Regions from separate parts of the Homo sapiens genome. Here region 1 is linked to region 2. Evidence: chromatin loops called from intact Hi-C (ENCODE). Cell type or tissue: dorsolateral prefrontal cortex. All regions are shown on one strand. Links, peaks and the distances in the headings refer to the core of each region. The heading gives the core; the rest is flanking DNA.

What was found. Hi-C counts contacts between places; a loop is a spot of excess contacts. Peaks named below come from ENCODE experiments on the same cell type or tissue, not always from the same donor. Only the 100,000 strongest peaks of a DNase experiment are listed, where the experiment ranks them.
Region 1: a loop joins it to region 2, with 23 times the contacts of the local background. A loop is called at or near these places in 18 of 110 quality-filtered maps.

What each region holds. Positions count from the first base shown.
Region 1 is chr18:52,668,680-52,674,364 of GRCh38, reverse strand. All of the region lies in intron 1 of DCC (DCC netrin 1 receptor), which reads right to left. Among named protein-coding and RNA genes, the nearest start is that of DCC, 330 kb to the right of the region's middle. In dorsolateral prefrontal cortex, for the core only: CTCF peaks have their summits at 3,069 and 3,271 (motif pointing right); no DNase peak of the experiment used is centred there.
Region 2 is chr18:51,665,360-51,671,044 of GRCh38, reverse strand. No RefSeq gene overlaps it. Among named protein-coding and RNA genes, the nearest start is that of LINC01630, 280 kb to the right of the region's middle. In dorsolateral prefrontal cortex, for the core only: CTCF peaks have their summits at 2,737 (motif pointing left) and 3,975; DNase peaks (open chromatin) are centred at 2,744 and 4,164; H3K4me3 peaks cover 1,312 bases; H3K27ac peaks cover 482 bases.

The sequences.
Region 1 (5,685 bases), core at 310-5,309, 1.0 Mb before region 2:
CTGCCTGCCTGCTTGAGCTGGAACATCATTGTTCTCCTGCCCTTAGTATTCCTGGTTCTCAGACCTTCAGACCTGGACTGCAATCTATACCATCAGCTATACCAAGATTTGCAAGCTTGGTCTCCAGCTTGCAAATGGAAAATTGTGGAACTTCTCAAGCCAATTGTGCAAGCCAATAACCTTATAATAAATATCTTCACTATAAGTTTCTCTTTCCTTGGAGAACCTGATTAACACAATGTCTCCTGCATTGAATCTGGACTTATTCATGACTTCCTTTGGTCAATGGTATAATATATCACCAAGTGTGAAACAAGCAAGGCTTGCACACTGGGGACAGCTGGGGTAGCCATGTGAAAAAGCCCAGTCTAGCCTCTTTGAGTATAAAAGACCATAGGTGAGATATGCTCAGCTGGCCTACCCATTGCTATTGTAGCCAAGCTCAGTCCTTAGCCATGTAGTCCAGAACCCACTACTTCTAAGCACCTAGTGGAGGCACTACCAACTATGAATATTAAAAATGAGTAACCCTAAGGTAGAAGAGTTTACCCCATCATGGTCTATTTACTTTCAAGAGGACAATATTCTCTCTTCTGTGACTTGAGTCTTCAGTGAAAGAACATTAGCGATGTGATCTAAACCTGGCAATGGCTTTTATCTATCCTTTCTTCTTTACACCATCAAGGTCCATGTTTCAAAAAAGGCCTTATTTACTCCCCTCTTTGAGGGTGAGCTATACCTAGTGGCTCATTTCCAAGAAAAAAGGAGGGAAAAAATTTATAGTGAAGAAACTTGGCAAACACTGTCTTATCCGAGTAAACTAGTGACAAACCATGCGACTATCATGTATTTCCTGTTATGAGGTTACAAGAAAGACACTTTTCTATGGTATTCTTTCTCAAAAAACACAACCTCAGTCTAAACATGAGACAAACATCAGACAATCTTAAATTATGGGACATTCTCCAAAGTCCCTGACCAGTATTCCTCAAAAGGTCAGGAAAACAAGAAAAGAGGGAGAAAGTATTACTAACCAAATGAGACTAAGGAAACATGACAACTAAATGAAATGTGACATTCTAGATTCAATTTGAAGCAGAAAGTGGACATAAATGAAAAGACTGGTGAAATCTAAATATAAAGTCTGGAGTTTAATTTAAAAATGGGAGGGACTTTTATCATATAACGAGTGTCTCTACCTTCTTCTAACCCACTGAATTTCTTTCCTAAACAGCAAGAGTTTATTATGTCTCTAGATACAAAATACACTAAATTAAGTCAAATTATTATTATATTTTTTAAGAGACAGGGTCTCGCTCTGTAGCCCAGGCTAGAGTGCAGTGGAGCAATCATGGCTCACTGCAGCCTCAAACTCCTGGGCTCAAGCAATCTTCCCACTTTAACCTCCCAAGTAGCTGGGACTAAGGTGACCATCACCATATTCAGCTAATTTAATTTTTTTTAGAGATGGGATCTTGCTATGTTGCCCAGGCTGGTCTTAAACTCTTTGCCAAAGTGATCCTCTTGCCTTTGCCTCCCAAAGTGTTGGGATTATAGGCACAAGCCTTGGTACCCAGCCAAGTAGAATTCTATTCAATGTGAGGTCTTCATCAAAGGTGGACAAAAAAGGTAAAGAGGGAAAGGAAAGAAGGAAGCTCCTTTCTTTGCAAGGGAAGAAGGAAGGAGGGAAGGGGGGAAGGGGGCAAGGGGGAAGGGGAAAAAGAGGAAAGAGGGAAGGAGGGAAGGAAGGGAGGAAGGGAGGACGAATTAGGAAGAAGAAAGGGAGGGAGGGATATTTGGAAGGAAGAGAGGGTTAGAAGGAAGAAAGAAAGGAAGGGAGAAGGAATGAGGAAGTAAGGAAAGAAACGGGAGAAAATGAACTGTTTTGTGCTTATATCATCTTGTTCAATCTCTCTCTCTCTCTCTCTACCCATTTCCATAAAAATTGGATACACTTAGAAAATCTCTTACTGTAGAACTAGTGGAAAGATTCAGATAGTTGGATTTTAGGTAATTTAGGTTTATCTATTGACATCTTATAGTGAATAGCTTGTAAACTAATTATGAAGCGTATACACACATATTGCTTTTAATAGAACTATTTAAAACAAATATTCGTTTAAAAATTTTATTGTTAAATATGCTTAGGTCAATTCTAACAAATCACAGACCTTTTAATACCCACGTTGTATACTAACATTTGTTATTCTGAGGCATAAACAAAACTGAAGTATTGTTGTTTTGTTTTTGTTTTTTGTTTTTGTACATAGAGGTTAATATTAGGCGGTGGACACTAATATTGGTTTACCTAAACTGATTGGTTATGCCAAAGTGGTCTGGGATGGAGATAGGGAGAATCTAACAATTTGCAAGGGTCGACACGATAAAAGCTTACACTTCAACAGAAGTGTATCTGGCTTTTTAATTATTCATGAAAATAAAAATATAAGTCCTCTGCTTTATGGGGTATTTACTTCCTTTTCAAGAGTTTCGTTCTGCAAATGTGATGGGAAAAAGTTCAGCATATGAGGCCGGGTGTGGTGACTCATGCCTGTAATCCTGGAAATTTGGGTGACTGAGATAGGCAGATCACTTGAGGTCAGGAGTTCGAGACCAGCCTGGCCAACAGAGACCCTCTCTCTACTAAAAATACAAAAATTAGCCAGGCGTAGTGACACACACCTGTGTTCCCAGCTACTCGGGAGGCTGAGGCACGAGAATGGTTTGAACCTGGGAGGCGGAGGCTGCAGTCAGCCAAGATCACACCACTGTGCTCCAGCCGGGGTGGGTGACAGAATGAGACTGTATCTCAAAAAAAAAAAAAAAAAAAAAGGTTGGCATATGATACTGAGCAATGCTATTGTGACGGGGAAAAAAGAAAAGATTCTGATAGAAAACTACATCATCTGAGCCTTTTGATTTTTTTAAAGGCATATTGGAAAGAGATCAAAAAGTGTCACTTGGCAGATAACATTAAAAAGAGCCAGCAAGGTGAGGGAGCAGAGGCAGACAACCAGGAGAAGTGTGCTAATGCCAAATGTGTCACTTTTAGAATCAGTCACACACTCAGTCATGTGACAAGGGTTATTCTCTCTCAATTGGTGACCGTGAGTTCCTTGAAGCCTCCAGTGGTGGGACTGGTTGAGTAACTTGCAAAATCCATTGTCTTGGATTATGAAGAACTCATGTTTGAGGTCCAAGCACCTATTTTGTTGAAACCCCAACTTTGAATTTAAGGATGATTATGTTAAGCCTCCCCAGCAGGGGTCACTAAGTTAATGATAAATATAAGCTCGGTTATGACTTGTAACAGCTGCTTCCAATGACAACATGAGGGGAAAAAACTCCGATGTCAAAGACCCTGCTGGGGAAGCTTTGGAAGAAAACACAAAATTATTTCTCAATGATAAGGACAGTATTTTACATAGAGAGTCAAAATAGAATAGTTGCCCTTTAGCATAATGTTTACAGAGAGAAAAATAGTCTACAGCCTGTTAGCTTTTAGGATTTTTTTTTTTCTTTTTGAGATGGAGTTTTGCTCCTTTTGCCCAGGCTGGAGTGCAGTGGCGCAATCTCGGCTCACTGCAACCTCCGCTTCCAGGGTTCAAATGATTCTCCTGCCTCAGTCTCCCAAATAGATGGAATTACAGGCACCCTTCACCATGCCTGGCTAATTTTTATATTTTTAGTAGAGATGGGGTTTCGCCATGTTGGCTAGGCTGGTCTTGAACTCCTGACCTCAGGTGATCCACCTGCCTTGGCCTCCCAAAGTGCTGGGATTACAGGCGTGAGCCACCACGCCTGGCCAGCTTTCAGAATTATGTACAGATAAACTTGTCCTATTTGCATATTATGAATCTATATAGGAAAGAGACCTAACAATGGACATTTAATAATTTTCTCAACCATGATTTCACCCAAACTTTATAGTTAAAGAATTTGAACACAATAGAAGTGATAGCATTTTACTTAGACATATCCTGATTTCATTTAGGACTGAGTCACTTAAGTCCATCTTCATTTCCAGGGGTAACACTGGTCACATCCTGGTCTTCCATCCACATCCTTCCTGTATTCTCTAGCTCTGGAATAGTTTGACTTTGAAGAGGTAAAATTGATACTAGAAAGTAAGAATGAAAGGCTGAGTGCAATCTTTTATATGAAAATACACCTTACTGAAAGTCAGCCCCGAACAAGTTTCTAAAATTTAAAAGACAACAGTGGGTAACAGAGGTTGCGTCATCTTGGTCATTTTGTCCAAGAATGCTGACTCTTTGATGTTTGAAGAACACATCAAGTGCAATTCCCTCAGAGCCTTAGTGTTGGCTCTTTCCTCTGAGGAAACCCTCTTCCCATAGGCATTTGGGTAGGCAGTCCTACATCTCATTTAGTTGCCTCTCTAATTGTTATTTCCTCACAGAGACAGTCTGTGACCACCAGACCTAAAAAACACACTTGTTACTTTCTCTTTCCCTACCACACTTTGTGTTTTTTGTTTTGTTTTGTTTTGTTTTGTTTTTTCAAACGCTTCTCCTTACCTACAATATCTGAATGTCATTGCTATTTCTTATCTGTTGTCCTGGACTAGAACAGTAACCCCCATGGAGGTGGGGTTTTATGATGTTTTCTGCTGAATGTACAGCATCAAGAAGCATGCCTGATACAGTAGGAACTCAATAACTATTTCTAGATACTTTGAATAAATGAATAAACAAACCAATATATGCACCGTGTATTTGCCAATGTGGAGGGCAGCAAAAGACAGATGAGACATGGACCATTGAAACCGCCTTTGCAAAATTATGACTTATACAGTGAAAGAGATCTAATCTAACCAATTCCATCTTGGTTCTAACCTTTAAGCTGTCCTTGTTCCTTCTTGGGCATAGGCTGAACTAACTTTGCAAGGAACTTATAGTTTAAAACAAAGATGATAACAGTCCTTTCCCAAAACAAATCTCCTTCTTGCCTGAGGACTAGACTGCCTTTGTAGGAATAACAAATTAGCCACAAGATTAGAAATTATGGTTTAGGAGTCCTGCAGCTGGAGGCTACAAGATTCTGACCCTCCCTAAACTGCTCCCAAAATCAGTGCTTGAGATATTTTGCAGACTCTGCACTTGATGGATCTGCTGGCACCACTAAGATGGATAAACTGGCTCATCTAATCTTGCGGCCCCCACCCAGGAACAGACTCAGCACAAGAGGACAGCTTCAACTTCTCATGATTTCATTTCCTACCTAACCAATCAACACTCCTGGCTCACTGGTTTTCCCCTGCCCACCAAGTCATCCTTAAAAACTCTGATCCTCCAAATTCTCCGGGAGACTGATTTGAGTAATAACAAAACTCCAGGTCTCCAGTGCGGCCAGCTCTGCGTGAATTACTCTTTCTCTATTACAATTCCCCTGTCTTGATAAATCAGCTCTGCTAGGCAGCGGACAGGGTGAACCCACTGGGTGGTTACACCATGACCACAAGGCATGCATGTCTAACTGAAGAGACAAGAGTTGAGCACCAAAATAATTTGTTGAAGCTCTATATTTCATTTGAACCAAGCCAACCAACCATGGTAGAAAGATGAACTGTTCTTCACTTACAGAAACATCAACTTTCAGTAGGAACCTCTGTCAAATTGATCAGATATTGGAAATATTTGTTTTAACCAAGGCTTCCATTATTTG
Region 2 (5,685 bases), core at 347-5,346:
TCCTCTACCAAATTCATTCTGTGACAGCTTCTGCCAGCATCTCTGCTTAAACCTGTTCCCACATCCAGTGTCGTAAACAAAGAATCTAGTATCTGCTCTCCTGGGCATATCTCTCACCTTCAGGAAATGCTGGTACATTCTGAAATAGCTGCCCCCCTACCCCCACTTCTCCATGGCTCTGCTCTTCACTTCTTGCATCATTTCTTCCTGCTCTCAGTCACTTTTAGTAACCCTTAACACATTCTTTTCAGATCTGGTGAATTATATATGCTTAGATTTTTTTTAATTTTGAGGAACGGATTTTGATATGTTCCAAAATGATAACAATAAATGTCAGTTTATAAAGTCCTATTCATTCCGGGGCCTATAGGATAGCCTTTTAACCAAATCCTCTATCTCCTTTCTCTGCCCCCCGTCAGTCCATCTTATATGTTGGCATTATGTGCTAATCTTTTGAAACACAGGTCTTTCTAAAGATCAGCTTATCTGTCTACTCAAAAGTATGTAGAATCCTACTGAACTCAAACTCTTTTTTTTTTTTTTTTTTTTGAGACAGAGTCGCTCTGTCGCCCAGGCTGGCGGGCAGTGGCGGGATCTCGGCTCACCGCAAGCTCCGCCTCCCGAGTTCACGCCATTCTCCTGCCTCAGCCTCCCGAGTAGCAGGGACTACAGACACCCACCACCTCGCCTGGCTAATTTTTTGTATTTTTTAGTAGACACGGGGTTTCACCGTGTTAGCCAGGATGGTTGCAATCTCCAATCTCCTGACCTCGTGATCCGCCCGCCTCGGCCTCCCAAAGTGCTGGGATTACAGGCGTGAGCCACCGCGCCCAGCTGAACTGAAACTCTTTAACCTGCCATGCAAAGCTGCCTGACATATGGCTCTCACCTAAGCTTGCAGCAGCCTTGCTCACTATGTCTGCTCTCCTACTCTGTGTTCCCCATTCAGTCTCTTCTTGCAGACTTCTTTATTTTGTGCTTGCCATTTCTTAATGCAAAAATCTCTTCCTCTCCTTTTATCTTTATATGAATACATCCTACCACTGAACCCTCAGCTGAAATAATTTTTGTCTTGCTCTATACTTTTCCGTACTTACCGTAGAGTCTTTGTCTTTTCTCTGACATTATCGTGATATTCACATTTATTGTCTTTTCTCCTACCACAAAGTCTCCAGAGAAGACAATCCTGCCTGATACATCTTAGTTTCCCACAAAACATTCAGCACAATGAAAATACTCCATAAATATTTTCATAAATATTTGCATAAACATGTGCTGAATGCATGGACACAGGGCAGGGAACATCACACACTGGGGCCTGTTGGGGGGTGGGGGGCTGGGGGAGGGATAGCATTAGGAGATATACCTAATGTAAATGACGAGTTGATGGGTGCAGCAAACAAACATGGCACATGTATATCTATGTAACAAACCTGCACATTGTGCACACGTACCCTAGAACTTAAAGTATAATAAAAAAAAAAAAATGTGTTGAATGAATGAGGTCACTCTCAGTATTTAATAAGAATAAAAATAAATACTGCCTTAAAGATTAATCATTCTGCTGGGCTTCGGGGACATCATCCTTCTATACTGTAAGGAACTGTCATCTTACTGTGATTTTGTCTTTTCATGAAATAGAATTTTTAAAGGAACCACCTATTACTGAGGGTGCCAATTAATTGAGCTCCAGCTATCCGAGGTTTACCAGGTCTACATAGATGATCTATTACAGAATTCCCTTCCCACTTCCCCGGTCATGCCCTCTCCTGCCCTGCCTGATTCCTAATCCTGTCAAAGCCTGACCTAGGTCTATCCTTCCCTGAACGCTTCCCCAGCTGTAGGGAATTAATATTGAGTTCTGCTTGTGCGAGGCACTGTTGTATTCCAAGACACAGGGATAGGTTTTCCTATGAACTCTCAGAGCAAATTTGTTGACATGATGTACTTAGCAGAAACTACCTTTTGTGTTACTGGATTGACTAAATTTCTTATCGTCTCTAGTAGACTGGATTTTTCCTTGAGGAAAGGGATGATATTGTACATCTGTTATTTTAAACCCTAATAACTGGATCATATCCAGTAGTATTACTATAAGGCTTCCAAGCACCTCAGTCAGCTCAGCCCTACAGGTAGCTTCTTCAGAGACAGCCACCATGTAAAACCCAGCCACAGCATCTCACACACATACCAGTTCTGATATCCTCCTTTAAAGACAAGCCTGCCACCAGCTGTTTTCCTCTGAGCTTTGATCGCTAAGCCTCAGGGTGGGTGAGCATTTTTTGAGGCTGCCAATCCAAGCTTTGTCCACCATGTAATGGACATGAATACTGAACTGGTGTTGCTGTACTGGGTTCTAGTAAACAAAGGGTATCAGCTGGTCACACCATTCTGACCACGATGAGGACCAGGAAAAAATAAAATGGCAGAATTTATCCCTAAAGCAAGTGTGTATATGTGTGTGTGTTTCTGTGTGTGTGATAAAATAATGACCCCCCCACCGCCCCCCCACCCGACAGGTTATAATGCCTATCCTTGTATAGTGTTGCTTGCCAAGGTCCCAGAGGGAAAGAATAAGTTGTAATTGTACAAAATTCAATAGAACCCCAAACATGACAGTACACGAAATCTGCACATGAATTAGAAAGCATAAGTCATGTGCGTTCTCCGGCGGCGGTAGCAGGGCAAATTTTCCCATCAATGAAAGTAAAAATAAAGCTAAGCTATGAGCGCCACCTCGTGGAGAAATCTCTCACTGCACTAACCTCTTCCACTGAGGGGCCAGGTGGAAATGCCAGGGGCGGGGTGCACCCCTGGATGTGATCATCTGCTGTTGCTCATACTCCATCTCACCCACGACATTAGGCCACTTCCTTGGCACACAGGGAATTGGGGGTAGTTGCCTTAGTCCTCGCCCTCTGATGTGAACAGCAGTTGATACAAGACAGTGACACCGGGATAGCTGGTGTGATGCTGTTAGCTGGTACAACAAAAACAAAAGCCCTGATGCACACTCATGAGTATATGTACCATTCACACACTCATACAGAGGACCCCGATGCACATTCATGAGTGTATGTATTACTCACACATTCATACAAAGGACCCCGATGCACATTTATGAGTGTGTGTATCACTCACACATTTATCCATAGGATCCCGACGCACATTCATGAGTGTGTGTATCACTCACAGACTCATACATAGGATCCCAACCCACATTCATGAGCATATGTATCATTCACATTCATCCATAGGACCCTGATGCACATTCATGAGTGTATGTATCACTCACACATTCATACATAGGATCCCAACGCACATTCATGAGCGTATGTATCACTCACACATTCATCCATAGGACCCCGATGCACATTCATGAGTGTATGTATCACTCACACATTCATACATAGGACCCCGATGCACATTCATGAGTGTGTGTATCAGTCACACACTCATACACAGGACTCCGAGGGACCCTTCTCCCTTCCCCGTGTCCTGACAAGTGAGACGCTCTGTACTCTCCTTTTTCGAACTTCATTGCCTTTTCAGGACTTCCCTTTGCCCTTGAAGGACATTGTGACCCATGCAAATTCTGGGATGGGACTGGCTGTAAATCCTACAGCAGATAGTAGCCAGTAGGATCTGTCCTGGTACTGGCAACGTGGCAACGGTCTAAGGATATCCCTGGCAAGTTGTGTCATTCACCGAGTTTACTTTCTATCCTAGGCAGTGACATGGACTTAAATTTGTCACGCGAGTTTGAATTGCTAGTCAAGACTGAAAGAGAGGCTGGAACTGGACTCCTGGGTTCAATCTTCAAAGCGTTTCTGTCTAGCAGCTGCCATTTCAGACAAGCTCCTCGGTGAGGGAATCAATGAGACAGCATTTATCTTCCTGACAGAATGGCCCCCTGTGAGGCTGTTTGCTTTTGTGCTGGCACTGCAGCTGAGGAAGATACGGCTTAGATCCAGGCCCTGCCTCAGTGTCTTCGCAAAGGGACAGATTTTCCTCACCACAGTGACCACACTGAAGCCACTGACAGGGCAGGAGCCTTGGGGTTGCAGGTCCGGCAGCGGGACAGAGGTTCTCAGCAGAGGCCAGACTTGAGAGAGCTGCATGCTGTTCAGGCGGGAGCCTTGTCTTTGTGAGCTGGAGCTGTTGGCTGCCTGCCATTTGTACAGCCAGAAGGAGTGTGTGTCTGTGGGAAATGCATCCGCAGAGTCAGGCAGACCTGGATTACATCTTGGAGCAGATGCTACCAACCCTGTAACCTTTCTTAACTCACTTCACCTCCCTGGGTCTCATAGTTGCCATCTATACAATGGGGATAATACTGCTTCCCTCATGGGATTATTATAAGATCTAATGAATACAACAGTGCCTCGCACAAGCAGGACTCAATATTAATTCCCTACAGTTTTATCTTTGGAAAATAAGAAAACAACTATTTGTGTTTGTGTATGTCTGTGTTTATAATTTTTTGCATACGCTTAATAACAATGAAAATGTATTTCTTTGGACACCACAACTTTTTAAAACTAAAGCGCATTGTTTTATTTTAGATTATTTAAAGAAATTAGCACTTAGATACCATGTTTTCACAATTTTTTCTTTTAGTACTTTAAAGATACTATGTGATCCCTATGAAACATAAGTACAACTGGATATTTTACAAACTAGGAAATCTTTTTGCAACCAATCTTATTTGTTTTTCAGATAATACTCCATCAGTAAATAAGTCTTTGCCATTGGTAATTTTTTATTTCCTGCAAGGCAGAGTTATTTTTTCTTGGTAACAGAAACATTTATTAAACACTTAGATGTGTTAGGCAGTGTTCTGCTTTTTTGTGTTTTCTAAATTTATTTTAGAAACAAAATTTACTGTTCTTGGTATACAGTTTTATGAATGTTGACAAATGCATAGTGTCACAGACCCAGCATCACAATTGATACAGAATATTTCTATCACCTTCCACAAAAAAATTCATTCTTGCTATTCCTTTGTAGTCAACCCTCCCTCACTGTCAGCCTCTGGCAACCACTGGTGCATTCTCCACTGCTCCAGTTTGCCTTTCCCATCGTGTCATATCAGTGGAATCATACTCTATGTATTTTTGGGGTGCCTCTTCTTTCACCTAACGTAATGCATTTGAGATTCACCCATGTGGTTGGATGTATCAGTGATTCACTCCTCTTCATTGAGGGTGATGTCAGAACCAGAGTAAGAACCATGTTTCTCCATTCCCCTGTGCCCTTTTTCTAGCTTGATGCAGAGGCAAAAGCAAACTAACAGAATCCTTAAGAGGCTTATGTACAGGTGGACCATACTGAGGCTCTTCAGGATATCAAAACAAACTAAATGGTCCTTGGCTTCAGGAAAGTGATCATCCCATTGGCTGGTGGGCACACAGCCAGCTGTATCACATCAGGAAGAGAAACCAGGCAGCCTCCTACCAGTGAGGAGATGAGCACAAGTCTCAAAATAGAACACTGGCGTTTGGAGACAAAGGAAAATCACTGGATGTCAAGGGAGTCTTCATGGGGAAAGTGAGTTTACGTGAGCTTGAAAGTAGAGGAAGCTCTGGGCAGGTGGGAAGGACTCCAGGGAGAACAGTATGTGCCAAGACTGGAGAACAGGGCAGGGAATTCCCGCTTGAGGCAGATAGGATCTGGATGCAAGGA